2 separate regions of the Homo sapiens genome follow, and region 1 is linked to region 2. The links are chromatin loops, found by intact Hi-C in ENCODE. Cell type or tissue: ascending aorta. All regions are shown on one strand. Each heading gives the region's core, and the rest is flanking DNA. Links, peaks and the distances in the headings are about the cores only.

Region 1 (15,989 bases), core at 9,516-12,015, 76 kb after region 2:
CCAAGGAGTAGAAAAAGAGGGAATATTTCCCAACTCATTCTATGAGGCCAGTATAACCTTGATATAAAAACCTGACAAGAATGGTGTGAGAAAGGAAAATTATAGATGAAAGTCATCCATGAAAATAGATAGAAAAATCGTACACAAAATATTAGCAAACCCAGCTGTTGACATATAAAAAAGTAATATATGATGACAAATATACATTTATCCCAGTAATGTAAAGGTGACTTAACATTAGAAAATCTATAAATGCCATTCATCACAGTACAAGTTAAAGGAGAAAATCCTGTGATTGTTCATACAGATGCAGAAAGAGCAATGGCTAAAATTTAAATCCTTTTATCATAAAAACTATTGGCAAATGATGAAAAATGTTTCTTCATATGTAAAAGCATCTCCACCAAATGTTACAGTAAACATCATTCTTTTTTTTGAGACGGAGTCTCAGTTTTACCCAGGCTGGAGTGCAGTGGTGTGATCTCGGCTCACTGCAAGCTCCGCCTCCCGGGTTCATGCCATTCTCCTGCCTCAGCCTCCCGAGTAGCTGGGACTACAGGCGCCTGCCACCACGTCTGGCTAGTTTTTTTGTATTTTTAGTACAGACGGGGTTTCACTGTGTTAGCCAGGATGGTCTCGATCTCCTGACGTCGTGATCTGACCGCCTCGGCCTCCCAAAGTGCTGGGATTACAGGCGTGAGCCACCACGCCTGGCCGGTAAACATCATTCTTAATGGTGCACATGAGTTTCTTTAAACTCAGAAACTCAGAAACAAGGTGAGAATGACAGTGCTTGTCTTCAACATTGTATTTCTGTGTCAGCATAGGATAAGGAAAATGAATAAAGGTATCAGGGTCAGAAAGGAAGAAACAAAACTATCATCATTCTCAGATGATATGTCTACATTTAAAACTTACTTCTGCAGGAAAAAAAATATCAGAAATGATAGCAGAGTTTAGCAAGGTAATTTCCAGTTATTAAAAACTCAGATCTCAGAGGCAAGGGGACAAAGCCATAGGGGTATTACTCGCACAGAGGCACAGGGTGCTGTCAGCAAGAGCAGAGCCCATCCTGGGGCCACTTGTCCCCAGGATGATTTCTACCCAAGGCCAGCATTGGATGGTGAGCGGGGACAAGGGTGAGCCTGGACATCAGTCTGTAGTTCCACCTTGTTGGAGGAGAGGCATGGCAGCCTGCTACTCAGAGGCTGAAGTGGGAGAATAGCCTGAGCCCAGGTGCTTGAGGCTGCAGTGAGCCATGATTGCACCACTGCACTTCAGTCTAGGTGACAGAGTGAGACCCTGTCTCAAAAAGCAGATAAACAAATCTGTAATTCGAGCAGGGCTTGGCAGGGACAGCTCATCCCCGCTCTCTGTGGATTTGGCAGGAGCAGCTTGAAGCCTCAGGGTGGTGACCTGATGTTTGGGAGCTGGAGTCTCTGAAGGCTCTCTCACCCACAGGTCCAGTGCCTCAACTAGGGCACTGGCTGAAACACCTACTGTGGCTTCTCCACGGTGGTTGGCTTCCAAGAGGAAGCATCCCAAGGGAACCAGGTGGAAGTTGACTTATCTTTTACAACCCAGCCTTAGACATCACTCTGACCATTGTCCCAAGTCCACCAGGATTCAAGGGACAGAAACCTAGACCCCAGTTTTTGCAAAAATTCCATGGTAAGAAGAGTTTGTAGGAAGAGAGAGATCATTGCAACCATGTTGGGAAACACAGCCTGCCATTCCTCTCCACTTCCCCTCATTTGATGACAAACCCCATTCTCTTTCCAGTAGAGGATACCTATGACCCAGGCTGGGCCAGACACCATACACCACCTCTCCAGCCACAGTGGTTGGTCCGGGGCTGGGCAAGTGACTAAAGCAGTTCATCTGGAGTTTGTGCCTAGCTGAAGCTGACAAACCAAGCCCCTTCTTGCCCTGGGGCCATTGATCCCATGACAGGGGTGAGGCACACCAACTGTACATATGACTTCATGACCTGCAGCATCGGCCCTGGACTGCTTATCTTCAGTCATTTTTTTTTTTTGAAATGGAGTTTTGCTCTTGTTGCCCAGGCTGGAGTGCAATGGTGCAATCTCAGTTCACTGCAACCTCTGCCTCCCAGGTTCAAGTGATTCTCCTGCCTCAGCCTCCAGAGTAGCTGGGATTACAGGCATGTGACACCATGCCAGGCTAATTTTGTATTTTTAGTAGAGACGGGCTTTCTCCATGTTGGTCAGATTGGTCTCAAACTCCCGACCTCAGGTGATCCACCCACCTTGGCCTCCCTCTTCAGTCTTCTTATGTGAAAAATTCCACCCTTAGCTGTATAAGCCACTGGAAGAGGGCTCCTGTGACTCACAGCTGAACACAGTCATAATTTATACTTGGAACAAATGGCCACTTTCACAGGCACCCTAAATTCATCACTGAAGCCAACACAAAGCCCAGTGATGATCATGATTTGTGATTCTTCATTAGATAGCTATTGACAAAGGGACCACGTCTCTCTTGTTCATCTTTCCATCCCAAGCACCAGATATAAAAGACTCCATAAATTGGTCTTGAATGAATGAGTGAATGCAGCATGATAGCAAAAGCCACAATAATGGTGACTCGGGCATTAGATAAAATGGGGTCCTGATCCCACTCCCTCTGCTTGCCTGCCGAGTGATCTTGGGCAGGTCCATTAAGCTCTCTTGGCTCCAGTTTCCTTATCTGTAAAATGATAATACAACTGACCGTGTCCAAGGTGTGAGGATAACTGATGTTGAACCAATGTTCACTGCTTTTGCTGTTACTGCAATTGGTAGGAGGTGAGGAAAGTGATGAGAGGAGAAAAAGCTAGAAGGTAATCTGTCAGGTGTTCACCCACCTCTGTTTCTGAAGCAATGGGATCCAGCTCTATCATATATGTATCCTTAGGCAGGACAGTTTGGGTTGGGCTCTGCTGGGTGGTTCTTCTGCTGGTCTCACTTGGGATCACCTGTGTGGCTGCAGTCATCTGGTGGCTAATGGAGCTGCATGGTCTAAGAAGCTTCTCTCACAGGCCTGGTGGTCATGCTGGTTGCTGGCTCTGCTCAGATAGAGCTCCTCTGCTCCACATGGCCGCTCATCCTCCCATAGGCAGCCTGGATATCTTCACAGCATTCCATCAAGGCTGAGAGTGGTAACAGCATGTTCTCTTGGGACTGAGGTTCTGAAGTCACACAACATTGCTTTTGCCACATTCTATATATTTGTCAAAGCTTAGAAAGGAAAAAATATTTCTTCTATATGCAACATTTTGCTTCTGACAACAAATGGCAGCGTAGGGGTTCCCCACACCAACAAATCTTCCAACTTTCTGAAATAGTTGGGTGTCTTACAGTTCAACTCAGTTCCAACACTACCTGGAGTTAGCATCAGATCCCATGATTTAGGGACTCAGTCCCACAGGACGGCCTCCACTTCAGATGCCAACTGAGAGTCTGGGCCTCCCTCCAGACTGATCAGCTATGATTTATAGCTGATTTAGGGGTTCCCATGACCCCCTCCTCAGATTCAATAATTGGCAAAACTGGGCACAGTGGCTCATGCCTGTAATTCCAGCACTTTGAGAGGCTGAAACAGGCAGATCACATGAGGTCAGGAGTTTAAGATCAGCCTGGCCAACATGGTGAAACCCCATCTCTACTAAAAATACAAAAATTAGCCAGGCATGGTGGTGCATGCCTGTTGTGCCAGCTACTCAGGAGACTGAGGCAGGAGAATTGCTTGAACCTGGGAGGCAGAGGCTGCAGTGAGCCAAGATGGAGCCACTGCACTCCAGCCTGGGTGACAGAGCAAGACTTTGCCTCAAACAAACAAACAAAAAGTTGGCAAGAATGACTTACAGAACTCAGGGAAACACTTTGCTTATTTTTACTGGTTTATTACAAAGGATATGACTCAGGAACAGCCAAGTCATGGACAGGGTGGGATGGACGGGGTGGAATAGACGGGGTAAGTAGGGGAGGCGCAGGAGGGGTGCAGAGCTTCCATGCCCTCTCCAGGTGCACTGCCCTCCCTGCACCTTGATGTGTTCACTAACCCCACCCAGAAGCTCTTTGAAACCCCCTTCCAGTCATTGACAGGTGTTTTGGAGACCTCATTAGACAGGTATGATTGATGACATCATCAGCCATTGAGGATTAAGTCGATCTCCAGCCCCTCTCCCCTCCCTGGAGGTTGGGGTTGGGGAGCAGGGGGACTGAAGTTCTAACCCTCCTCTGGCAACCAGCCCCCATCCTCCAAGAGTCACCTCATTAGCGTAAACTCAGATGTAGTTACTAATAATGGTTTGGATATTTGTCCCCTCCAAATCTCATATTGAACTTTGACCCCAGTGTTGGGACTGGAGCCTGGTTGGGGGGTGTTTGGGTCATGGGGGTGGATGCCTCATGAATGTCTTGGTGCCGTCCATGCAGTAATGAGTGAGTTCTCGAGAGCTCTCGCTCTAGCAGTTCCTGAGAGAACTGATAGTTTAAAAAGCCTGGCAGCTTCCCCCGCTTGCCTCTCTCCTCTCCACATGACACCTGCTCCTTTTCACCTTCTGCCCTGAGTGGATGCTTCCCGAGGTCCTCACCAGATGCAGATGCTGGTGCCCTGCTTCCCATACAGCCTGCAGAACTGTGAGCCAAATAAACCTCTTTTCTATATAAATTATCCAGCCTCAAGTATTCCTTTACGGCAACACAAACGGACGAAGAGAGTTGTCATTATGAATAACCGAAGATGATCTTCCCACCCTTATTGCTCAGGGAATTCTGAGGATTTTAGGAGCTCTGTGTCCGGAACCAGGATGGAGACCAAATATATATTTCTTATTATATCACAATATCACAAAGCCCTTTGCAGATTTGCTAAGTCACATTACAAAGGAACCTGTATACAGGCCACCTTACTTCAGCTCCAAACCGAGAATCACTTTCCCCCCAACCACATCATCCCCCTAGTCATCTGCCCTCCAAATCTGCATTTTTCCCCTATCATTGTTGCAACAAATTACCACAAACTAGTGGCTTAAAACAGGACACATTTATTATCTTAAAGTTCAGGAGTTCTGAAGTCTGAAACGGGCCTGCTCCTTCTGGACACTCCAGGGGAGAATCTGTCTGCTTGCCTTCTGCAGTTCCTAGAGGCTGCCTGCATTCCTTGGCTCATGGCCCCTCCTCTGTCTTCCAAGCCAGCAGGATGGCATCTTCTCTCCTTGCTGACTTCTGCCTCCCTGTCACCAGGATCCCTGTGATGACATTGGGGCCACCAGGATAATCCCAGATAACCAGCCCCCCGAGCTCAAGATTTGTAAACCACATCTGCAAAGTTTCTTCGGCCAAGTAAGGTAAATTACTTGGTAATTTTCTTGGCAAGGTAGATATCCACAAGTTCTGGGGGTTAAGATATGGACATCTTTGGGGGTCACTATTCTGTCTACCATAGACTCTCACACCCTTTCCTTCCAACCCAGGCGTTTCCAGACTTCTTCAAACACATTCCTCTAGGAGTTTTTGTTTGCTAGTTTTAAAGGAGCATGCCCCAAATACATGATTAAAAGCCTGGACCGGCAGCCAAACTACCTCAATTCAAATCCCAGCTCTCCTGCCTTCTCATTGTTCTACCTCGGCCAATCTGCTTCACCTCTCTGCACCTCTGTTTCCTCATCTGCACGATGCAGGATGTCTCAGCTCCTGCTGCCATAACACAGATGCCATAGACTGAGTGGTTTAGACTTCACAGTTCCAGAGACGGAAGTCCAAGATCAGGGAGCCAACAGGGTCAGGTTCTGATGAAGCTTTCTTCTGCCTTGTAGTTGGCCACCTTTTCCTAGGTCCTTACGTGGCATAGAGGGAGGGAGGGAGAGAGAGAGAGAGAGAATGTGCTCTGATGTCCCTCTGATGAGAATGTTACCGGTGGAAAGTGTCCAGGTTCTTGGCATCTTGAACAAATAAATGGACAAAATGTGCAAACAAATCAAGAAAGGAATGAAGCAACAAGAGCAAAGATTTATTGAAAATGAAAGTACACTCCACAGGGTGAAAGTAAGCCCCGGCATAGGGGCTCAAGGGCCCCAGATACTGTATCTTCTCGGGTCCAAATACCCCCTAGAGGTTTCCCAGTGGCCACTTGGTGTTCACCCCATGTAAATGAAGTGGCGGCCTGCAATCGGTCTGATTGGTCAAGTGAAGTTACAAAGCTCACACTCCTATGCAAACATCTGATTGGTTGTGGAAAGCACACAATCAGAGGCTGAAGTGAAGTTACAAAGTTACATTCCAATACAAACGTCTGATTGGTTGCAAAAAGCGATCAATCAGAGGTACTTTCAATTTCCCATCTGCCTGGCAGAAAAGGTAGGGGTTTGCAAAGGGGTAGCCTCTGGTCCTTTTGTTATTTAGATGTGGAAAGTTAGGGCTCTCCTTTCAATTTAGTTCTAGGAAATCAGCGTGAAAGAGCCTTAGGTTCCCTGCCTCCAGACGCTATTCTCCTGCCTCAAGGATACCGATATGGCTTGGCTCCGTGTCCTCACCCAAATCTCATCTTGAATTTAATCCCCAAGTGTTGAGGGAGGGACTGGGTGGGACGTGATTGGATCATGTGGGTGGTTTCCCGCGTGTTGTTCTTGTGACAGTGGGAGTTCTCACGAGATCTGGTGGTTTTATAAGGCAGTTTTCCCTGCTCTCTCTTGCTCTTCTCTCTCCTACCGCCTTGTGAAGAAGATCCTTGCTTCCTCTTCGCCTTCCTCCGTGATTGTAAGTTTCCTGAGGCATCCACAACCATGTGGAACTGTGAGTCAATTAAACCTCTTTCCTTTATAAATTACCCAGTCTTGGATATTTCTTTATAACAGTGTGATAACATGCTAATACAGATACTAATCCCTACCTTATCTGGGTCTTGCCCTCACGGCCTCGGCAAACTTTAATCACTTCCTTATTCCAAACAGTCATACTGGGGGTGAGGGCTTCAACATATGAATTTTAGGGGCACACAATTCATAGCAGAGGGTAATAATATCTCCCAGAGTCCTGAGGAGTAAATGAGTGAATATGCTTACAAGGCTTAGAACAGGGCTGTGGCACAGCGGCAGTGCAGGGGTTGGTTTTTATCATCATTATTTATAAAACATACATTTGGGCTCTGCAGCTGACTTTCATGCACATTATAAAATGAGAAAAGAGAAAATGTAAAAGGATGAGATAAATTGAAGCTGAAGTCATAATAGCTTTCTCCCACACTTCCAGAGGATTGTCCTGCATGCCCTTTGGGGTTTGGGGTCCCCCTATTCCAGCCTGGGGTTCTCTGACATTGGCATGCATCCCCGTCACTTGTGTTACTCTTAAAATGGAGCTTCCTGAGCCTCGTCCCAGATTAACTGGATCAGCCCTGGTGAAGGAGCCCAATGGCTACATTAAAAATATATAGAGGCCAGGCACGGTGGGTCACACCTGTGATCCCAGCACTTTGGGAGGCCAAGGCGGGTGGATCACTTGAGGTCAGAAGTTTCAGACCAGCCTGGCCAACATGGTGAAACCCTGTCTCTACTAAAAATGCAAAAAAAAAAAAAAAAAATTGGATGTGGTGGCACACACCTGTAATCCCAGCTACTTGGGAGGCTGAGACAGGAGAATTGCTTGAACCCAGACGCAGAGGCTGCAGTGAGCTGAGAAAATGCCACTGCATTCCAGCCTGGGCAACAGAGTGAGATCCCATCTCTACAAAAAATTTAAAAATAAGCCAGGGGAAATGGTATGCGCCTGTGGTCCCAGCTACTCAGGAGGCTGAGGCAGGAGGATCCCTTGAGCCCAGAAGTTGGAGATGCCAGTAAGTAATGATTGCACCTCTGCACTCCAGCCTGGGGGACAGAGCAAGACCCTGTTTCAAAATAGATATGTATTTTTGATGTCAAAGAAACTGTTTTCATCAACTGTGGGAAAAACCCTGAGACTCACTTATAACCGCTGACCTCAAACACCCCCAAGTCTAAATTGTTTCCATCTCCCTGAATCCAAAACTCCAGCTGACGAGCACTGAGTGTTTATGTGAACATGGCCACATCCAAATGACCAGGCAGCCCTATAGCTCCTCACAGTCAAGTTCCTGTACGGTTTCCTCAAGATGCAAAAACATTTTGAAGTATGAGATTCGAGCTTCATACCCTGCCCAAGCCTTCTGTTTAAAGGTGGAATGCATTCCCTGCTTTTTTTCTTTTTAAATCTGCCCCCTTCTTGGTTTCTAATGACATTTGACATTTGACGTTCACCACTGCTGTGAGTTCTCCTCCGCCACTGTCAACACAGCCATGCCCAGCTACTAACGCAGAGACAGCAATGCTCCAGGCCAGAGCATATGTTGGAGACCTACATTCATTTCATAAATGTGAGCAACACAGTTTCCCATTCCTTTTGACTCATTTTTTCCTTCCTTTTCTCCACTTGCCAGTTGGGGTGGACTCCAGCGTGGCTGAGGGCAGACGCCGCCGCCCCTGAGAGCTGCTTCTGGTTCACGTGGCTTCTTAGAGAACCACAACTCCAGCCCTCCTCTCTGTAGGGGACACAAATTCACCGCTTGCCCTTTGTCCCCAGAAGATGTTTTCTAACAGCCCAAGGGCCGATCCGGAATCAGAGAAAAACACTCCGTGGGGGAGGCCAGAGGAATATTTAGTTTGTGTTTTATTAGCCCTTGCTGGGTCTCCAGATCTGAACCCCGGCGGGGCCTGTGTGCTCAGATCTTCCCACAGCGTACCCCTGAAGCCCAGCTCAGGCAGCCTGAGGATTAGAATAAATGAAAATCATTATCTGAGCTGTTTGGCACACGTGCGTGTGCAAGAGCCAGGGGCCATTTTCAAGGGAAAATGCCCGTTGCAGTTTCCTAAATCCTTTCTCATTTTTGACTTATTTGATCCTGGCAACAACTTGGTGAGATTGGTTTATCCGTGAGTCCATTTCACAGGCAGGAAAGTGGTGTCGCAGGGAGGCCGAGTGACTTGTCCACAGCCACGCAGCTGGGAAACGGGGAGACAGATTCAGGTGAGGACCTGCTGCCTCCGCGGTGCGGGGTACACCTTTCTCTCTCTTCCTCCTGCCTCCTTTCCTCTTCCTTCCTTCTTCTCCAAACTTCCACTCACCTATTTTTAAAACTCTTTTTGGAGATGGGGTCTGGCTATGTTGCCCAGGCTAGACCCAAGCCCCTGGGCTCAAGCAGTCCTCCCACCTCAGCTTCTTGAGTAGCTAGGATGACAGGTGCATGCTACCACACCTTGCTCAACTATTTTTAATTGAAAAATTAACATACACAAATGGTTAAACAACCACAACCAAACAGTACAGGAAAGGATGTCCTGAAAAGTAAGCTTCCTTCCACCCCAAATCTTCAGGGTCCCAGAGCCCCTTTTTCTAGCTATGTGTGTGCATATGTGCTCGTGCACACATATGTGTATGCACACTTAGGTGTGCATGTGTGATACATTACTCGGCCTCCTACACAGACAGTAGCAGCCCATGCGCTGGGTGCCTCTGGTTCTTCTTATTTCTCTCTCTGTCTCTTTTTTTTTTTTTTGTTTTTGAGACAGAGTCTTGTTCTGCCTTCCAGGCTGGAGTGCAGTGGCACAAGCTCGGCTCACTGCAAACCTCCACCTCCCGGGTTCAAGCAATTCTCGTGTCTCAGCCACCCAAGTAGCTGGGATTACAGGTGCCCATCACCACACCCAGCTAATTTTTGTATTTTTAGTAGAGACAGGGTTTTGTCACGTTGGCTGGGCTTGTCTCTAACTCCTGACCTCAGGTGATCTGCCCGCCTCAGCCTCCCAAAGTGCTGGAATTACAGGCGTGAGCTGCCACTTCCAGCCCTTCTTATTTCTCTTGAAAGCTGTTCTGTGTCCACATGGATGGAGCCACCACGCTTTTTGCTGACTGCACAAGAGCTCTCAGTGCATGGGGAGTAGGCTGTCCTTCTCCACTCCTCTCCACCAACAGGCATGAGGCTGCTCTCAGTCTCTGCTGTAATCAACGCATGGCGTGGGTCATGCCTTTGGCACATATATGCCTTTGTGCCCCTATGCCAGTGCCTCACTCAGGAAGAATCCTCGGAGGAGAACTGCTGCGCAAGAGGATTTGCCGTTGTCAGTGCCGGGGCTGTGGTTAAATTGCCTCCCCGTAGGCTGCACTTGCTCACACGCCTGCCCTCCCGGTGTCAGGGTCATGCCCCTCACTCCTAACGCCATGCAGCACGTAGCCATTCAGGGGCCCTTTGGGGGCCCCTCCCAGCGAGCTCACTCTAATCAGAGACAGCAAAGGTGTTGGATCTGCTTGATTTTCAAATGATTTACCCAGAAGCATCCACCCTCTCAGCCCCTAGTGTGGGGAATATGAGCCCTTCCCTGGAAACACTGCTAGAAAAAGAAAAAAAAAAAAAGGAAGAGAGAGAGAGGGCTCATTGAATAGGGCATCCCTAAAACGTGGACAGAGGAAGCAGAGAGAATGGAGTCCAAACACTCAGATCCTGTTGTCACCCCACCAGGGTCTACCCAGCAACGCCGAGACACTGAACAGGGCCCTCGTGAGTGCCTAGAAACGGTGGTGATCAACTCCCACCCCTGAGCCTCCCTCAGTCCCCAGATCAGCAGCAGGGATTTTTTTACAGCCCTCTACCCAGCCACCCTGGGTCCTGTGCAGCCAACCTGGGTCCACACATGTCCGGGACTCACAGATGAGATGGAACTGTCCCACGCATGGTCTCTGGGGCAGAAACTGCTGCGGAGCCTGCCGAGGCCACTCCTGCCGACTGGCCAGGGCACAGCATCTGACCCAGGAGGCTGTGACCTCGCTGCCCCAGGCCTGGCATGGCCTGTGGACAGTGGCCCGTCCCGCCGGCCACCAGGAACCTCCCCTCGGTGCCCACCCCATCCACCTCGCCAAGACTAATCTAGAAATTATTTATAGATCCGAACTCCACAGAAACCATTGTGTCTGCCGTTGCCATGGCAATGGGGATGTGGCAGGAGCGCCAGGCTCTCAGGCTTTCCAGGGCCCGTGGAGGCCGGCAAGGGCGGTCGATTTCTCCCAGGAGCCCCTGACTCACGCCCACCTTCAGAGGCCCCCGGGAGTGAAGAAGACAGCCTTCCCACCCGTTTCCAGCAGGGCTGGCTGCATCCAGGAAGACAGCGCTGCTGGTGAGTGGTTCGGCTTTGTTTCAGACCACTCAAAGAAATCATCTAGAACAACGTCCGCAAGACTGGCGGTGCAACTGTCCCCCTTGGAACCTCTCGGGAACACAGCCTCTGTCTCCTCACCGCAGAGCAGCTGCGTCAGACTCCCAGACGGCGGGGCCTAGGGATCTGTGTTTTGGTTTTGGGATCTGTGCAAATCCACATGACTCAATAATCCAAACATACAGAGAGCCTGGGAACCCTTACCCCGCTCTGGCGCCCTATGTGTCCGCTTTCATTGGCTTCTTGTATTTCCGGCTTGTTTTCTTTAGGGAGGCAGCAAATACAAGATACGGTCCACTTTTATCTTTCCCCGCTCAGAAAATAAAGATACCACAGCCCAGGCTTCCGCACCTTGCTTTTCTCACTAAATACTATTTTCCAAAGCTGTCACCAAATTCGCCGCTTCTTTATTTTTTTTTCTTTTACGGCGGCACAGCATGGGTTCCCTCCTGTGGGTCGGTGTGCCAAGGAATCTGCTTGCGTAACCAGACCTTTTCCCTAGGAGCAGTTGCCCAGACGCAGCCCCTAGGATGAGGATGTGTTTGCAGCGACTATTCAGGGAGTACTCCCTGGGGACACAGGTTGGGGGTGGGAAGCTGGACTGGAAAAGGAAGGAAGCTGGGCAGGGTGCTATGTGGGCACAGTCCTTCTGCAGCCTGAAGGAACTGGGGTGGGCGGGGCATGCCCGACCCCACAGGGGAACTGTGGAGGGTCAATCACACCCAGGGATGTCCCAGCCTGAGACCAGGGAGCTGAGGTCTTCATACACCCACCCAGAACCCACCTGTCTTTGGTTAAGCGTGGTCTAGGGAGGTATAAATTCCCAGGCATTTCCGTGCATGAGGGTGAAGCGGCTTCAGAGAGCCCACAGGCCACCCTCTAAACCAGAGGTCTCCAACCCCCGGGCCACGGCAGAAGGTGAGCAGCAGGTGAGTGAGCAAAGCTTCACCTGTATTTACAGCTGCTGCCCACGGCTCACGTTAACACCTGAGATCCGCCTCCTGTCAGATCAGCCGCAGCATTAGATTCTCATAGAAGCGTGGACCGTATCGTGAGCTGCATATGCAAGGGATCTAGGTTGCACACTCCTTATGAGATTCTAATACACGATGATCTGTCACACGGCAGTGACCAGCACGGACACGCATCCCTTCCCGTATGAAGCTTACACTCCAGACCAGAGTTGCCCAATAAAGCTTCCTGCACTGATGGAATGTTCTAGATCTGCATTGTCCGATATGGTGACCACTAGTCCCTTGTGGCTTTTGAGCCTTTGAAATATGGCTGGTACTGGTTCATGGCCTGTTAGGAACTCGGTTGCACAGCAGGAGATGAGTAGCAGGTGAGTGAGTGAAGCTTCCTCTGTATTTACAGCTGCTCCCCATCGCTGGTATTACGGCCTGAGCTCCCCCTCCTGTCAGATCAGCTGCAGCATTAGATTCTCCTAGGAACGCGAACCCTATTGTGAACTGTCATTCGAGGAATCCAGGTTGTGCACTCCTTATGAGAAACTCGTGTCAGATGATCTGTCACTGTCTCCCATCACCCCTAGATGGGATTGTCCAGTTGCAGGAAAGCAAGCTCAGGGCTCCCACTGATTCTACGTTATAGTGAGTTGTATAATTATTTCATTAGATATTACAATGTAATAATAATAGAAATAAAGTGAACGGTAAGTGTAATAAGTTGAATCGTCCTGAAACCATTCACCCTGCCTGGTCCATGGAAAAATTGTCTTCCATGAAACCAGTCCCTGGTGCCAAGAAGTTTGGGAACCACTGCTTTAAGCAGCTGCTGGTGCTGGCTGTTGGAGGTATAAACACTCCAAAGCTTTGGAGAGCACAAAAATGGTAAAAAGGGATCCAGGGATCCGGCAGGGGCCCTGAGGTTATTCAACACACATTTCCAATGGATTCTGTTAAAACTGGTTCAGATAGGGAGCTGCCCTGGCTTAGGGACAATCCATGAGCAAATTATCACCCATTTACTCAGCGCTTCCATGAACCAGGCCCTGGCTAGACCAAGAAGTCCCAGGTGCGTGGACCCCAGCGCGTTTCCTCCAGGGGTGTAGCACTGGGCAGGAGAGGGCCGAGGGCCCCTGCAGCTGGAGGCAGCTGGTGGCCCCTGCGTGCTCGCGGCCCTGCTGCTGCTTCGTCAGAAATGACACGACATACCTCACTGCACCTCCTGACCTTGAGGTGCGCTGAGAAGCACTGCAGAGAGCACTCTGCTCATCAACAAGTTTTATTTCTCTGTTTGTGCATTCAGCACAAAATATGTGTATTGGTGTAATAAACTTTGTAATGTGTTTCCAACGTTTGATCCACGAAGTTTCAGGTCTTTCCCATAAGCAGAGCCCTTGAAGGTGCTGGCACAGATTCCACGATCTGAGGCCTCCTGACGGCCTCTGGAGCCCCCTTCTGCCGCTTCCCACGTAGGGCTGCCGCGTGTGGTCCGAAAATCATCCTAAAAATGGAACCTTCCACTCAGGCAGGCACCGCATGGGTCTGTGTGAGCCGCATGTTTCTCAGCCAAGACGCGGCTGTGTAGGAAGTTCCTTATAAGGATTTCCTACTCTTTGTGGGCCACCCGTTCATGCGGTGACCAACCTCATTTGCGTTCCCAAGTCTGTGCCGAGCTTCCTGTGGGCAGGAAGGGGCCCTCACTGCCTTCTCCCTTGTGGGTCTTCGAGCCCATGAAGTGGGGGCTTGGCCAGGGCATGAGGTGTCTTTCTGCAAATTAGAGAAAGGGACGTGCTAGGGTTTGAATGTTTGTCCTCTCCGAAGCCCATGCTGAAATCGAATCCCTACAGTGGCAGCATTGAGAGGTGAGGCCTTGAGGAAGTGATTGAGTCGAGAGGGCTCTGCCATCATCAGTAGATGAATCCATTGGTGGACTCACAGATGAACGGGTTAACATTGGTGGGCTCACGGATGAACGGGTTAATGGGTTAATGGTTATCCCAGGAGTGGGTCAGTTATCACGGGAGTGGGACTGGTGGCTTCATAAGAAGAAGAAGAAAGACCTGAGTGAGCAGTCAGCCTCCACACTATGGGATGCCCTGTGCCACTTGGGGCCTCCATAACTGTAAGAAATTAATTCCCTTTCTTTATAAATTGCCCAGTTTCAGGTATTGTGTTATCAACAACAGAAAACAGACTAAGGAAGCACTCCCTATCCGAGTGGACTCAGCCTGGAAAGGCACAGTTTTCTGTGTGGAGGGATTTTTATAAGTGCCCCAGGATGGTCGGGACTCCATCCACGCTGAACACCCATGCATCATTAACCTGGGATATTAATGAGAGTATTGGTTTGGGTGCTCTAACAAAGACAATCAGAGTGGCAGAGACTGCCAGAGGTGGAAGGTGATTTCTGTCTTAGTCTCTCACACCAAGGTCGAGCTGGTGTGGCCCGGGCACCTTCTCATTTGTCATTCCACAATTCCCCTTGTGTGTGGTCCTTGTCCACGTGCTGCAGGGCAGGGTCCCAGGATGGTCCTTGTCCACATGCTGCAGGGCAGGGTCCCGGGAAGCAGACCTGCGATGGAGATTTGCATACAGGAAGGACCTGGGCATGCTCTCAGGGAGAGGCAGGACCAACAGAGGGAGGAGGTGGCTGAGATGCTCCTGCCGGGTCTCTGAGGCTGGCACGGGCCATCACAGTTGTCCCAAGTGGGAGTGAGGGGCTTGGCCTCTATAGCCCCCCAGTGTAGGTGTGCCTCTGTGCAAGCCAGCTCTCTTCTGCTAAGGGTAATTCCCAGAGAGAGCTGAGAGTGGGCCGCACTCCAGCCAGCAGGAAGGGGCAGGGGAGGGGGAGACTCCCCAGTCTGTGCAGGGAGAGGCTCAGAAGGTACACACATCACTTTTCATCCTCATCCTCATCATGTGGCCATATCTACCTTCGAGGGAGGCTGTGGGGTGCAGCCATAAGCCTGTTTAGAAGTCAGGGGTGGTCTCACCATGAGATCAATGGGAAGACCATAACACCTGGCACCTAGATGAGACAGGCACAGCCTTGGTGCTCGGCAAATCAGTGCATGAGCAAAGGAGAGATTAGGAGCAGAGTGTCTGCTGTTGGTAGGAAGAACGGGATGTTTTCTCTTGGCTTGGGAGCACACAGAGTGATCCTATGTGTATTAGTTTCCTATGCTGCATTGTGTTACAAATTTAACTACTTAAAACAACACACGGCCAGGTGGGGTGGCTCACACCTATAATCCTAGCACTTTGGGAGGCTGAGGCAGGAGGACGGCTTGAGCCAAGGAGTTTGAAATCACACAACATAGGAAGACCTCTCGTCTCTACAAGAAAAAAATAATTAGCTGGGTGTGGTGGTGCGTGCCTGTGGTCGTGGTCCCAGATATTTGGAAGTCTGAGGTGGGAGGATTGCTTGAGATCAGGAAGTCAAGACTGCAATGACATACGATTGCACCATTGCACTCCAGCCTGGCTGACAGGGCAAGACCCTGTCTCAAAAAACCAAACCAAAACACAAAACACACACATTTATGATCTTGTCATTTCTGTGGGTCAGGCATCCAGGCACAGCTTAGCTGGTCTGTGCTCAGGGTCTCCCAAAGCTGTATTTGAGGTGTTTGCTGAGCTGCGTTCTCATCTGCAGGCCCAACTGGGGCAGAGTCTGCTTTGCGTTCATCCAGGCTGTTGGCAGAATGTATTTCCTGTGGTTGTAGGGCTGAGGGCCTGTTTTCATGACTGACTGTCCCCTGGGAGCTACCTTTGTCCCCTGCTCTGTGGCCCCGTCCGAGGGCATT
Region 2 (9,231 bases), core at 638-3,137:
GCACTTTGGGAGGCCGAGGCAGGCAGATCACCTGAGGTCAGGAGTTTGAGACCAGCCTGACCAACATGGTGAAACCCGTCTCTACTAAAAATACGAAATTAGCCAGGCATGGTGGCGCACGCCTCTAATCTCAGCTACTGGGGAGGCTGAAGCAGGAGAATCGCTTGAACCCCGGAGTTGGAGGTTGTAGGGAGCCGAGATTGCGCCATTGCACTCCAGCCTGGGCAACGAGAGTGAAACTCTGTCTCAAAGAAAAAGAAAAAAAGAAAAAAGAAACACAGCTAGGTGCAGTGATTCACACCTGTAACTCCAGCACTTTGGGAGGCCAAAGCAGGAGGATCACTTGAGGCCACGAGTTCAAGGTCAGCCTAGGCAACATATTGAGACCCCCATCTCTACAAAAACACAAAAATTAGCTGGGTGTCGTGGCCTGTGCCTGCAGTCCCAACTACTTGGGAGGCTAAGGTGGGAGCATCGCTTGAGCCCAGGAGTTTGAAGCTGCAGTGAGGTATGATCATATCAGTGCACTCCAGCCTGGGCGATAGCGAGACCCTGTCTCAAGAAAACAAAAGAAATATAACCACAGCAGAGCCCATTCGATTTGGCCTGATGCATGAACCTCCACATTCTCTTAGCTACTTTGGTACATATTCTAAGTCCTGGTTCTAAGAAGAGAAAGTGAGCTGCCTTTTCTCTTTTTTAAGAGACGGAGTCTCAGCTGGGCACGGTGGCTCACGTCTGTAATCCCAGCACTCTGGGAGGCCGAGGCGGACAGATCACCTGAGGTCAGGAGTTCGAGACCAGCCTGGCCAACATGGTGAATGAAACCTCGTCTCTACTAAAAATACAAAAACTTGCCAGGTGTGGTGGCGGGCACCTGTAATCCCAGCTACTCGGGAGGCTGAGGCAGGGGGATCGCTTCAACGCGGGAGGTGGAGGTTGCAGTGAGCTGAGATTACACCATATTGCACTCCATCCCGGGTGACAGAGCAAGACTCCGTCTCAGGAGAAAAAAAAACAAACAGAGTCTCTTCTGTCACTCAGGCTGGAATGCAGTGGCACAATCATAACTCACCGCAGCCTCGACCTCCTGGGCTCAAGTGATCCTTCCACCTGAGCCTCCTGAGTAACTGGGACCACAGGTGCACACCAGCACGCACAGCTGAGAGTGAGCTGCCTTGACAACCAGCATCAGCAGTTCCAACTTTGCTGGTAGTGGCAAACCTTCCTGCCCCAAAAAGAAACACGTGTGATCAGTGCGTTCTCGCACACACACACCGCCTGCCCACCCTAAAACACTCCAAAGAGACACAAAGGAAAGCCAGCCTCCCAACTCTCAGCCTGCTAGGGGAGGAAGGGGAGAGGAGGGCTGAGCAGGGGAAAACACAGCCTTGGAGAGAAGGAGAGCAGTACTGATTAGTGCTTCTCGGCCTCGACAGCACACTGGAACACCAAGGCCCTGAGAAAACCACATCCCACACTCCCCACCAAAATCAGAGTTTCTGGAAACGGGGCTTCTTTTGTTTTGTGCCTGAAGCTTCTCTGGTGATTCTAATTTGCAGCTAGGCTAAGAACCAACCACGACCCCAAGTCCAGGTTTTATACTGCACCCATCATCCGGTCCAATCCCGGCAAGGACAAAGAGGAGACCCAGAGAAAACAGGAAGTCTTTTCCCCACGCAGACAGGAAGAGCTAAAGGCTGTAGGTCCGTCTGCCACAACCACAACTGGAAGGGGAAAGCCCGTGAGCCACCCTAGCAAAACACACACTGCATCTGACATCAAGACAGGAAGGAAAACTCTTTAGAATGGCAACTGCTGGAAAAGAAAGACCTGTTTTCCTCCGTATATTTTCCCAAGGAATTTCTTCTTAGTTTTCCACATGTTCACTTTTTCCAACCAAGCCTTTATCGTAACTTTGTTCCTTTGTTTACATTGAAAGCTGTCTTCACTTGTGTTTCCCAGAAATGCTGTTTTGGGGTTATTTTTGGTGAAGTTAGTTTGCTCCACGTGACCTATGTTCCACTCAAGTGCTCTCTGACTCAGGCTCACCCGCAGGACTCGTCATCTGGCCTGATGTGCACGAGAGGGAAGACTGACCGGCTCCAAAGGCTGCCTTCTGCTACTGCTAGGAAGGCAACGATAAGCTGCTCTCTTCCTCTCCACAGCCAGCCTCTTCCCACAACCCACAAAAACCCTCTGCCTGGCCCCTGCAACCTGGCATCCAGTCCTCCCCCAGCTCTTCACTCCATGCACTGCTGCCCTGGGCACAGCAGTCACATCTGCCTGGGGCCTTCGCCCTGGCTGTCCCCTCTGCCTGGAAGCGCCCCTGTGCCTTCCCATCTATACTCAAACGTCCTTCTTAGCAAGACTTCTCGATGCTCAGCAAGGCAGCTGTGTTTCTGGTTTGCTTTGTTCACTGCTGTTCCTTTGCACTTCGAACTGGGCCTGGCATGAAGCAGGCCGTTAATAAGGATCTGTAAAATACATCATGATATCACCAAATTTTAATGAAATTCAGAATCAAACGGAAAGCACTTCTATTTCAAACAAAAACTTCTGCAATCTACATTATGTAACAGACAATCAGATTGTTCCACCACATCTACAAAGCGCTAACCCAGGAATGAAATATGACTCTGAAGCAAGCTACTGGTAGTCACGGGGCACACCCGCCCCTGGGGCTCTTCCAGGAAAGCTGACTGAGGTTCCACAGTGGCCACACATCTAGGGGCACCTGGACTTGGGCAGCCCGCCTCTGGCTCTTATGCAATCACCCTTCTTACTGTTACAGTTTAAAGAGAGGAGGCCTCTGCTTCCAAACTTTAATGTGCAAAATGCCTCCGGATCTGGCTGAAACGCAGGTTTGATTCATGAGGTCCGGGGTGGGCCTGAGAATCTTGCATTTCTAACCAGCTCCCACATGATAATGCTGCTGCATGAATATTTCAAGGTAAATCTTCACCATGATCAAAACAGTCAAAGGCTCAACAGCCTCCTCTTATTTTTTTATTAAAAAAAAATAAACAGAGCCAGGGTCTCACCATGTTACCCAGGCTGATCTCAAACTCCTGGGCTCAAGCCATCCTCCCGCCTTAGCTGGGATTACAGGCGTGAGCCACCGAGCCCGGTCTCCGCAACGTCCCTTTAGATGGGATGGAAAAGGGAATCCCCGCACTGCGCAATTAGACCAGAGGGAATCAAAGGCCCTTCCAGGCAAGGGTGAGGAGCTACGCCTGCAGAAGAGCTGACGCTGGCTGCAGGTTGTGACCCCCGCTAACTACCCCCCGCCTCAGGTATTTACGCTTTTTTTTAAAAAAAGGTTTGTCCTTAGTTCATGCCGCCTGACAGAAAAAAACCCAGCACCACACAGGCTACTTTACAGCTCTGTGCTTACAACCCACTTTAATGTTCACGGACCTGACCATAACTTTTAGAAGAGAATTAATTTCTAAAAATCTATTTCCTGAAAGCTCTTCCAAAGACATCCAAGTGGGACGTGCTGACGCAGTCAGATGGAAGCACAGCCCCCCAACACTGACGGCAGCCTCGGTCTGCAGAAGACTCGCTGCACCCCACTGGTGGGCATTTGAAAACTGCTCAGAAAAACGGCAGTGAGCTTTTAGAGCAGGGTTTTAACCTTTTCTTTGTGCCAGCGACCTCTCTGGCAGTTCGATGACACCTACTGAGCCCTTCTAAGAAACATATTTTAAATGCATAAAATACACAGGACTGCAAACAAAGCCAATTATATTGAAAACCGTCATCTAAGTATTAGAAGACAAATGGGCTCCTCGAACAGAGTCTGTGGGTCTCAGCTCACTTCACAGGAGCGCTGAGCATGAAGGAGACTTGAAGACGCTTTCTACGACTGTGCAATCAAAGTATCTGTGACTGCATCTGTGACCAAGTCACAGGTACTGTTCGTATGACTGTGGATTCCTGCCTGCTTCCATAAAGGCAGGGAATGCTCAATTCCCAGTTAGAGGCTGGAGAAAGTGAAGTTGTGATGGCTTCCACTCTCCATGGCTAGGAGCCCCTACTGGGACAGTCACATCTAACCGTGCCCACCAGAGGGGCAGCCTGCCACTGCCCTCCTCACCTTGTTTCTTTACAAATACGGACCTGAACAGTATTCACATCAGCATGCCACATAAAAACAAGCCCTGGAAAAGCCTCACAGTCACTTTGGAGGTCACGTGTTTTTCATGAAAAAAAAAAATTGTTTTTTTTTTTTTTTTTACTAAAGAGACAGGGTCCCGCTATGTTGCCCCATCTGACCTCTAACTCCTGGCCTCAAAAGTGGTCCTCCACCAGATCAGACCTGTTGATAGATGAAAACTGTCTGCTTTCTCCTCTGGCGGGAGAAGACTATTCTTCCTTTTAAAAGGAAACTCGAATGAGGACTGCAAGCCTCTCGTTTTACCGGACACTAAACCCAAAATTAAGGATAATGGAGATCTGGTTTTTATCAAGCCTCAATAATGTAACACTGCCCCAAGCGAAAACAGAAAAAGATTTCATCCAACTCTGCACCCCTGGGGTAATTAAGCAAGAGAAACTGGGCACAGTTTACTGTCAGGCAAGCTCTCCTGGAGCAAATATGATTGGTAATAAAATGTCTGCCATTTCTGTTCACGGTGTGAGTACCTCTGGAGGACAGATGTACCACTATGACATGAATACAGCATCCCTTTCTCAACAGTAGGATCAGAAGCCTATTTTTAATGTCATCCCACCAATTCCCGTTGGTTCTGAAAATTGGAATAGGTGTCAAGGATCTGGAGATGACAACTTGACTTCCTTGGGGACTCTGAATTTCCCTGGTCGAACGGTTTCTTTTTCTTTTGAGATGGAGTCTCGCTCTGTCGCCCAGGCTGGAGTGCAGTGGTGCGATCTTGGCTCACTGCAAGCTCCGCCTCCCGGGTTCACACCATTCTCCTGCCTCAGCTTCTCAAGTAGCTGGGACTACAGGCGCGCACCACCACGCCCGGCTAATTTTTTGTATTTTTAGTAGAGACGGGGTTTCACCGTGTTAGCCAGGATAGTTTCAATATCCTGACGTCGTGGTCCGCCCGCCTCAGCCTCCCAAAGTGCTGGGATTACAGGCGTGAGCCACTGCACTTGGCCCCCAAAGTGCTGGGATTACAGACATGAGCCACTGCGCCTGGCTCCCAAAGTACTGGGATTACAAGCGTGAGCCACCGCGCCTGGCCCAACGGTTTTTTCTAATGGCTATTTCAAGGTAAGATTCTGTCTCTTAAGAATGGTACATTTAAGATAGATTATTAGATGTAAATCTTCATTTATTTGTATGTGTTCTCTAAAGATTCATGTGTTTTTTTATATGAAGAAGTTTAAGTGGCCTTTTGAAAGTAGGAAGGGTAGACGTACAGATGGTGACATCTGTACGTAACCATTTCAGGTTTCTTCCTTAAATAGTGGTATTCAGTATCCCACTGGCCAATGGTAAGGATTTTATTTAACATTTTAAAAATAATATTGCTCATTAAGAGATATCTTAAGGAAAAATTACATAAATTCAGGAGAGTATGTGTCATCACATTGTGTTGTGCATGTTCATTCAGCTGTTTTAGAATATGTTCTTATATTACAATAAATGATACCCTTAATTACATAGTCAAAAAAAAAAAAAGTGGTCCTCCACTTCAGCCTCCAGAGAAGCTGGGACTACAGGAGGCGCATGCCACCATGCCAGGCTTAACCTACAAACAGTTCCTTATCATCTACTGCCTCAGGTTCAAACCCCTTCCCCCGTTTTTTAGCACACTGTTAGATGTTTTTCCTAACTTAACTTATAAAGTCTTATTATTCCCTAACCTAGTGGTTCTCAACTGGGGGAAATTTTGTCCCCAGGGGACATCTGGCCACAGCTGAAAACATTTTCTGTGAACTGGGGTGGGGATTCTCGTGGCATGCAGCCAACGGAGACCAGCGATGCTGTTAAACATCCTGCAGAGCCCAGGACAGCTCCAGAGCAAGGAAGTACCTGCCCGCAGGCCTCAGGAGTGCCAAGGCTGAGAGGCCCTCCCTGATACAGTTTATTTTCCCTAATATTGAGTACTGCGTCTGCATGTGGAATACCTGGGAGCTGGCAAACGACGCAGGCTGAGAAAGCCAGGTCTAGACATCTTTAAAAAGAATACGGTCAGTTTAAAAAGCCAGGTGCCAATGGAATGCCTACGATGTCAAGACACATTGTGAGAGACCATGGAGAATAAAAGAACAAAAAGTACTAGCATTTTTGTCTGTTTTTTTGGAGACATGGTCTATGTTGCCCAGGCTGGTCTCAAATTGCCAGGCTCAAGTCATCCTCCTGCCTCAGCCTCCCGAGTAGCTGGGACCACAGGCATGAGACAATGCACCCGGCTATAACCACCTTTTGTACAGTTCTTCCCAAGTATCCATTATGCAGCCATATGAGATCATCCATCTGATCCCTGCAGTACGTGACGTACACAGATCAAATTATCTCCATGTTAAAAACAAGAAAAACTGAATGTCAGTTCCTAAATGCCTTCCCCAAGGTCATCTGGCCAGTAGGGAGCAGAATCAAGTGCAGACTTTAGGTCCTGTAACTACAGAGGTCTGTGATTTGTGCACATTAAATCCAAGGAGGCGAGCGGAGCACAGCGGTCAGGAGCCGTCTCGGCGGCCAGTGCTGGGTCCACACAGGGCAGCCCCTGTTTCGTCCACTATGGGATGGAAATAATGGCACCTACCTAAGGCTTTTGTGAGAATTCAGTAAAATGCATTTCTAGTACTGTGAACTGGAAAAATGTTAGCATTCAAAATGTTAGTTGCTGTTATTATTGTGGTGCTTGCGGTGTGGCTGGAGGACAATTAAATTGCTTCAGTGCTGTCACAGAGACTCGGAGCTCTGGGAGGATCCAGGAGGGGCACCGGCAACTGGGCCTCCCGGAAGGCAGGGCTCCCTGTGTCTACAGCATCTGCTGCACCCCTGTGGGCAGCACACCCCCAGAAGCACTGGGGATGAGGACAGAGCCACCCACAGCCACCCCAGCTCCGTGTTCCCTGCACTGGGGGCCAGGGCCTATCTTCTCAAGTAGAGACTTTACCACGACATGTGATCGTCTGTTCTAAAACCAGTGCACTTGCCAGGCACAGTGGCTCACGCCTGCAATCCCAGCACTTTGGGGGGCTGAGGCAGGAGGATCGCTTGAGCCCAGTAGTTCAAAACCAGCCTGGGGCCAGGAGCAGTGGTTCACACCTGTAATCCCAGCACTTTGGGAGGCTTAGACAGGTGGAACTCCTGAGGTCAGGAGTTCAAGACCAGCCTGGGCAACATAGTGAGACTACATCTCTACCACAATTTAGAAATTACCCGAGTGTGGTGGTGTGTGCCTGTACCTAGCTGCTCAGGAGGCTGAGGTGGGGGGATCGCTTGAACCTGGGAAGTTGAGGCTGCAATGAGCTATGATTGCATCACCGCACTCCAACCTGGGAGACAGCACGACACCCCAACTCAAATAAATAAATAAATAAATAAATAATGAAAACAAGCACATGACAGCTTGAATAATTATTTAATTACTTGGACTACAGTTAAAATGTTCTCAGGAGTCAAATGCTCATAAAGCTGCAGGGGGTGGCCTCGTCCTCAGCTGAGTGTAACCTGGGGCCACTGTCTGGACAGCAAGGAGGCAGGATGTGATGAGCTTTTTTCCCATCTGTAGCTTTTCACCCACTAATCCCACTGGGAGGAGTCTGCTGTTAGGATACAGTCAATCAGCGATGTAGTCAAAGGTTTGTGTGTAAGGAGATTTATCTCAGCTTGAGCAAAAAGAAAAACAAACAACATAAACATCCCAGCAACAGATTACTATTGAAATAGGTCGCTAAATGTGTATGTCCAGATGACTGAATATTATGCAGTCTTAAAAGGCATGCAGGATGCTCACAGATAATGTGAAAATGGGCAGAACGTACATCAGTTGTGTGCAAACAGGCACTGAGAAAAGACAAAGGTACACCGAAATATTACTAGCATTTATCTCTGGGTAATTTTTATTTTATTTTTCTGTTTTCCAATTTTTCTGTGAGGAACAATCACTACTTCTAGAATTTAAAAAAGTTACAGATATTAAGTCTAAATATAAATACCTCCCTACAAGATGTGAATGATATGAAAAGTATAGAAAAAGCAAGCTTCTAAAACCATAACCACACTTTCCTTCCACACATATCTCGAGGGCCGGGCACATCAGGGGTTAACATGAACTTCAAAGTGTCTACCCCCACAAACAAAATACAGTAAACATGACTATGAAAAAATAGTGTTTTCAATTTGTTTTCCAATTAACCTACCTCTATACAGGAAGGAGTAACGTCTGTTAAATACTTTTAAGTTAACGTAAAAAACATAAAACATAAAAACAAAATAGATTTGTAAGCATTTTGCTAAAATAGTCATTACGTGTCTCTAAAAACCAGAACAAGAAGACAGACAGTTTAAGAGTGAAAGCTATTTGCTGACTTAGACCAAGTGAAAGCCAACGCTAACCAAAAAAACATTTTCCATGTAAAAACATTCCTTTTAATATTTCTTAACCTAGAGCTCTACTCATCAAAAAGAGAAAGAGAGAAAAAAGATTACTGCTTAAAATCTCAGCAAAGGGAACCCAGTACTTAACTAGACCAGCTCCCAGAGTGACCAGATGCAAATCTCTTTCACAAATAGCCACAGGGCAGCACGGCCTCCTCTAGGAACACCGGCCCCAACTGCCCACCCGCGGGGGCTTCCAGGCCTCCAGGTGCCAAGACATCCCACCAGGGGCCAACCACATGGGACCTCTGGGGTAGGGCTTCCCTACAGTCAGCCTCCAACACACCCAGAATCCCTGTTCCAGACACTGCCTGTAGAAACAGAGGGAGTCTAAAGTCGAGAGCCCTAGGGAGGCTAAAGACATACTTCCTAGTCCTGTAATCCCATAAAACAGGGTTCAAAGGGCATCTTAACGGATGTATTGACTTCAGAGAGAACACCAGCATCTTGCTTGTACTCATGAGCAACAACTCATTTCTGCCTTCCTAGCCCCTCCTTGCCCTCCTGTCCAGCAGCGACCTACTCACCACTAGGGTCGGAGGCCGGCAATGGCGCTGACCTTCACTGCTGACCGGGCTCTGACCACTGCTGTCTTCCAGTGCTTCTGAGCAACTACTACCCTCCACTAAAAAAAACAACTTTAT

The links. Hi-C counts contacts between places; a loop is a spot of excess contacts. Peaks named below come from ENCODE experiments on the same cell type or tissue, not always from the same donor. Only the 100,000 strongest peaks of a DNase experiment are listed, where the experiment ranks them.
Region 1: a loop joins it to region 2, with 3 times the contacts of the local background. A loop is called at or near these places in 4 of 110 quality-filtered maps.

Annotation. Positions count from the first base shown.
Region 1 is chr16:87,530,314-87,546,302 of GRCh38, forward strand. It overlaps LOC124903748 (a long non-coding RNA gene), which reads left to right and starts at 8,589. Exons shown (of 2, transcript XR_007065170.1): 1 at 8,589-9,038; 2 at 10,950-11,560. RefSeq lists a silencer at 9,676-9,907 and enhancers at 11,515-12,015, 12,016-12,516. In ascending aorta, for the core only: a CTCF peak has its summit at 11,074; DNase peaks (open chromatin) are centred at 10,978, 11,348 and 11,768; H3K4me3 peaks cover 2,278 bases; H3K27ac peaks cover 2,500 bases.
Region 2 is chr16:87,462,821-87,472,051 of GRCh38, forward strand. The region is part of intron 1 of ZCCHC14 (zinc finger CCHC-type containing 14); the gene reads right to left. It also overlaps the pseudogene NR3C1P1. Among named protein-coding and RNA genes, the nearest start is that of ZCCHC14, 26 kb to the right of the region's middle. RefSeq lists enhancers at 6,426-7,011, 7,012-7,596, 8,282-9,231. In ascending aorta, for the core only: no CTCF peak of the experiment used is centred there; DNase peaks (open chromatin) are centred at 1,701, 2,071 and 2,731; H3K4me3 peaks cover 1,410 bases; H3K27ac peaks cover 2,500 bases.